2 separate regions of the Homo sapiens genome follow, and region 2 is linked to region 1. The links are chromatin loops, found by intact Hi-C in ENCODE. Cell type or tissue: IMR-90. All regions are shown on one strand. Each heading gives the region's core, and the rest is flanking DNA. Links, peaks and the distances in the headings are about the cores only. Region 1 holds the start of EVA1A (eva-1 homolog A, regulator of programmed cell death). Region 2 has its middle 37 kb from the start of EVA1A-AS.

Region 1 (2,874 bases), core at 375-2,874:
TAATAAGCGGCAGAACTGAGATTTGAACGCAAGAAGCCTGACGCCAAAGCCTGAAACCATCACTGTGAGCATCGACGGCACTAAGCTAGATTCTAAGTATGTAAGACCAGGGGAGAGATAAACAAAATACTGCAAGAGATACATATTTATTTTTTAAAAAAAAGGAGGGGAGAGGGGAGGCTGAGGCTGAGGCTGAGGCTTTCCCCCAACCTGGGGCAGGGCAGGGAGCAACAAAATGGTCTGTAGGAACTGAAGAATGATGCTTCACCCAAAAGGAGACTTAACTTCTAGTCTCAAAGATTGATTGCCAGCCAAGGAGGAAGAAGGGCATTCCAAAAAGTCAGGACCTAGAATACCAAAAGAATAGTGGGTTGGGGGAATGTCAGGAACATTGACGAAGTGGCATAAGGTGAGGCCAGTTGTGAAGAGCCATGTGTACAAGGTCGGGGGTTACATTTTATTCTGTAAAGACAGTGATTTTCAAACTTTAACATGCAGAGGAATTACCTTCAGTGCTTGTAAAACACCTGCAGATTCCCAATTCCCATCCCTTCTGCTAGCAATAGGGGACCAACAAGGGTGCTAAGGCAATATAGCCGCATGACCTGCTGTGGATTTGGCAACAGAATTCTGGCACTGGAATGGAGGGAAAGACTGGGACAGAGACTGGTATAATCAGCCAAACTAGAGCAGATAAAAGGATGAGAGCTGGAAATAATGGCACTCTTCATGAAGTGAAACATTAAACCTGGGCTTCTCAACCTCAGCACTATTAACATTTTAGGCTAGATAATTCTTAAATCTTGGAAGCGGAGTGGGGGAGGGGGGAGATGTCTTGTGCAATACAGGATGTGGCAGCATCCCTGGCCTCTACCCACCAGATGAATAAGATCCTCTTCTACTTACATGATGACAGCCAAATATGTCTCCAGACATTGCTGGATGTCACTTGGGAAGTAAAATCAAAATTCCGTTGAAAACCATTACTTTAAGCCCTAGCATCCCTGCTTTACAGATGAGGAAATCCAGCTACAGAAAGGTACAGGAAGGCCCCAGCCAGGATTCAAGCTGGTGGTCTCACTCCAGGGCCCGGGCTCTTAGCCACTGCGCTTGACTGCCTTTATGGAAAGGAGATTCAAGCCAGCCTTCTGAACAGTATTACACATTTCGTGACAGACTGGATGACAAGAAGGGGATGAATTAATAAGATTCAAAGGTGAAACCTCAGTGCTTGCCGCTGAACTCAGAGGACAGTAGATAATAAGTAGTTTGGGTTTGAATATAATCAAGGTATATTAGGTCAAAACGGAAAAAGCCTGGTCCCTTGTACTATGAGAAAGGAGGTGGGGGGGGGGCGGGGGAGTTGGGGGGACGGTTCTTGCTCAGACTAAAAAGAAGAATCTTCTGTAGGGCTGGACTTGAAGTGTATGTGTGGTATAGACCAGCTAGGACCCAAATCCTGGCTGGGCCCTTTCCTAGCTAGCTGTGTGGCCCCATCTCATTTTGCCCGTTTGTAAAATAGGGGTAAGAGTCCCTACACACAGGCTTGTTATGAGAACTCAGGCAGTTAATAAGAACAACATGGCAAGCCAGCACGATGTGGTTGGCACTCCTCTCCTTCCAGGACATCCTCATTTCCTCCATGTCCCAACGCGCTCCGTACTGCGTGCCAACACCTCCCCTTACCCCTCAATAGTAGGGGTGGGGACCCCCACGCAGACCTCCCAGATAGAGCAGCGTGGACTGTCTGCGCGCCCCTCTCCAAAAGCAAAGCGTCCCACTGGGACTTTAGGGGGCGCCAACAGCCTTTCACTCCCTGATGCACTCGGCTTTCGGGGTCCTGGGGGTCGCCAAATGCGCGCGGCGAGTTGGCTGCCTCCGAAACAAACCAGGTAAATAGTCCACGGTGCAGCACGTACATTTCTGGCAGGTCCGCCCCGCGCAGGCTTGGGATAGAAGCCAGTCAGGCTCAGCCCAGCTCCCAGAGGCACAGGAGAGAAGCGCTAGATTTGGGAACGACCTGCTTTCCGAAGCTGGGCTGCAGAGGCAGGGAGTTGAGAGTTGTTCTATCCAGAAAGAAGCAGGGGGGGCGAGAGAAGAAACAGGAAAGTGGGAGGAAGAGGAGGCAAAAAAGAAAGCGCTGGGAAGCAGAGTTCCCTGTGGGACCCAGCCTACAACACCTGGGCAGGGACTTGGGAACAAAGCAGCTGCTTCAGGTCAGAAGTGCTCTGGGTGTTTCCGAAAAGAGGGCGCTTCGGAGAAGCCGGAGCCCGCTGGGGATGCCGGGCGCCCCCAGAGTTCAGGGAGCGCTCTCGGGCACCTCTTACCTTTGCTGGGGCCCCGGCGCGCACTTCCGGGGACTGCGCTTGGGGCGCGCGGGGCCGAGCAGGGGGACCCGGAGCTGATCACTGAGGGGCGGACACGACAAAGCGCTGCCCGGGTCTTGGGCCGGCACCAGTACCTCGGAAAGGAATCCCGGCGGAGGGGCCGCCGGGGTCAGGGCTGGCCTGGGGATGTGGGGTCCCGGCCTGGGTGCTCACGGACGGCGGCGCCAAGCCCCGCAGAAGCTGCAGGAGCCCGAGTCAGTGGGAGGAAAAGGTTGTCTCATTTCCTTCGATCTCCCCCCTCCTCCACCCGCTTGGCTCCGGACCTGCCCTCCCTCTCCCCCGCCCCCTTCTGCAAGCCAGCGGCCCATGTGGGCGCCCGCAAGACGCGAAACCTGAACGGCTGCGGCGTGCGGCACCTCCCTCCGCGCCAAGTTAGTTCACGCTCCCAACTCCTGCCTGCCTCCCCGCGCTGCCGACTGTCCGCAGGACCGGGGAGGTTCCCCATCGGCAGTCCCCAACCTATCCCGGTCCTCCAGGCTTTCCCCCT
Region 2 (2,914 bases), core at 272-2,771, 73 kb before region 1:
GCAAGCTCTATCACACAGCCACGTCTAAATTAATGTAGGAGAGATGGGAGAGACTCTAAAATTGAAAGAGACAAGGAAATGATTAATGGTAGAGGAAAGAATAAATGAAATCAGATAAAAGAGACCTTCACACACTTAAGAAAATTATCTTCATCACAAACAATCAATGCCTTGGGGATCTATGGAACAGCATGCTTCAATGGGCTGTATTTCAAATTCTCTGAGACTTTATGCATTACTTTATTAACTCAAAAAACATTTGAGGAGACACTACTATGAAACAGGTCCTGCATGCACACTGAGAAATCAGAGGTGAGTAAGATACAGTATAGCTGTCAGGGGCTCAGAGATTAGGGGACAAAGACAGGTACAGAAAAATCACATACAGTGTAAGTGGCAAGGAGCAGTGGGGACACAAAGGAAGAATTGACTCTATCTGGAAAAAGAAAGAAGGATATTCTTATTCCAGGGTGAAAAAGAAATTCATATCTTTAAAATTAACAAAAAAGCCATAAATTTTCAAATTTGCTGTTGACATGGGAAGACTATCACTTTGAAGGTTGATACTTTTGGTGCTATTTTTAATGTTAAATTTAATATTTATGACAAGGAATGTATCCTGATATATACTGATTTGGGCTGTGATATGGTATGGCTCTGTGTCCCCACCCAAATCTCATCTTGAATTGTAATCCCTACCTGTCAAGGGAGGGACCTGTAATCCCCATGTGTGGAGGGAGAGAAGTGGTTGGATTATGGGGGCAGTTCCCCACATGCTGTTCTCAAGATAGTGAGCTAATTCTCACGAGATCTGATGGCTTTATAAATGGTAGTTTTTCCTGTGCTGACACATGCTGTCTCTCATCTGCCACCGTGTAAGATCTGCCTCTTCCCCTTCTGCCATGATTATAAGTTTCCTGGGACCTCCCCAGCCATACAGAACTATGAGTCAATTAAGCCTCTTTCCTTCATAAATTACCCAGTCTTGGGTATCTCTTTATAGCAGTGTGAAAATGGACTAATACAGTAAATTGGTACCGGGAGTGGGGCATTGCTATAAAGATACTCGAAAATGTGGAAGTGACTTTGGAACTGGGTAATGGGCAGAGATTGGAAGAGTTTGGAGAGCTCAGAAGAATATAGGAAGATGTAGGAAAGTTTGGCCCTTCCTAAAGATTTGTTGAATGGTGTTGGCCAAAATGCTGATAGTCCTGTGGATAATGAAATCCAGGATGAGATGGGCTCACATGGAGATGAGGAATTTATTGCAAACTGCAGCAAAGGTCACAATCACTTTCTCACCTGCTGTCATGTAAGATATGCCTGCTTCCCCTTCTGCCATGATTGTAAGTTTTCTGAAGCTTCCCCAGCCATGTGGAACTATGAGTCACTTAAACCTCTTTCCAGTATAAATTATCCAATCTCAGGTATTTCTTTTTAGGAGTGTGAAAACAGAATAATACAGGTTGGCAAACAATTAAAAGATTGACACCCCATATCTGATCACAATTTTTCAGAGGAGTTCATTTTACAATTTGTGCAATCTCAACATTGGTCGAGAAGATAAGGAAAGACATGGGAAACAAGGCTAATTTTGCTCTGCTCAAAGCTGATTAGAATGATGAGTTTAGCTGCCTTTATCAGAACTGTCACTCTGATAAGCATGATATTGAAGGTTTTGTGACAGTTATGATAATAGGTGGAAGGTATTGCCTGACTCACTTTACTTCAACAAAGTAGAATATATGTATATATGTAAATAAAATATTAGAATAAAAGGGGAGAAGTACCATGAAAAGCATATAAATAAATTAGAAACTATTCAGCACAAGGAACAAAAAGACAAGAAACATGTTAACTTTGAATATTCATTATTGTGAATTATTATAAGGGGAGATGAATGAATATCCTTCCTGAACATAAGGTAACTCCAACTGAAGCATAAGAAGTTAAAAGTAGTAAAGGAAAATGCTTACCTAAAGAGGGTTACTCTGCTCCATAGAATTCCCTTTGAAGTTTTAGGATCAATTTTACTAATGAACAATGAGTTAGGAATAAGCCTGTCTGAAGACAGAGTTGGAAGCAGAGACTTCAAGAGCCCTCCCAGCCCTCATTTCAGGGTTGTATTTCATCAGCCTCTCTCTCCTAACACAAAATACAATGTGGATGTTCCTGGACAGTGAGTGGCCCACTATGTGGTCATTCAGAAACCCAGGCTTCTTCCATTTTGTGGCTCCACCATCATCTAGAGCCTCAGAATTCTTTTCTGAATCTTCTGCATCCAGCCAGCAGAGAGGATAGAAGATCATATGAGCCAACCAACATTGAAATGGCAAATGTCAATTAGGTAGGCCTGCCATCTTCCACTGGCAAAACTCTGTCATACAGCCACATCTACCCAAAATAGTGTCTTGGAAATATAGTCCATCTACGTGTCCAGAAGGCAGAGAGAACAGGGTTTGGTGAATACAATGTAGTCTTTACCACAGTTCAACAAATAGTTGCTGAAAGCATGTGATGTGTGCATCCAGCTGGGACCCAATAACAAGGCAGACTCCCTGCCTTTGAGGCACAAGTGAACAATTTCACAACAGTATAGTAGGAACAAGGGGCATAACAAGCACAGGATATGTGGAAACTTAGAGGACAATACTTAGCCCAGCCTGGAGAAGTCTTGGAAGGCTTCCTGGTAGAGGAAACACTTGTGCTGAGCCTTGAGGATAGGTAGAAAAGTGGGAGAAAGAAGGAAATGTATTTTAGACAGAAGCAACAATTGGGATAAAAAGTGTAGAAGAGAACTATAAGCAATTTGATATTATCAGAACGTAAAGGAATGAGCAAGGAGGGGCAGGTGATGGAGCTGCAGCAGCCTTCTATGGAGAGCCCAGTATGTTATCTAGAGGTATTTGGACAT

Evidence for each region. Peaks named below come from ENCODE experiments on the same cell type or tissue, not always from the same donor. Only the 100,000 strongest peaks of a DNase experiment are listed, where the experiment ranks them.
Region 2: a loop joins it to region 1, with 2.0 times the contacts of the local background. A loop is called at or near these places in 3 of 110 quality-filtered maps.

The regions. Positions count from the first base shown.
Region 1 is chr2:75,558,353-75,561,226 of GRCh38, forward strand. It overlaps EVA1A (eva-1 homolog A, regulator of programmed cell death), which reads right to left and starts at 2,587. Exons shown (of 4, transcript NM_001135032.2): 1 at 2,328-2,587. RefSeq lists a silencer at 2,537-2,596. In IMR-90, for the core only: a CTCF peak has its summit at 1,797; a DNase peak (open chromatin) is centred at 2,819; H3K4me3 peaks cover 1,498 bases; H3K27ac peaks cover 1,693 bases.
Region 2 is chr2:75,485,845-75,488,758 of GRCh38, forward strand. No RefSeq gene overlaps it. Among named protein-coding and RNA genes, the nearest start is that of EVA1A-AS, 37 kb to the right of the region's middle. In IMR-90, for the core only: no CTCF peak of the experiment used is centred there; no DNase peak of the experiment used is centred there.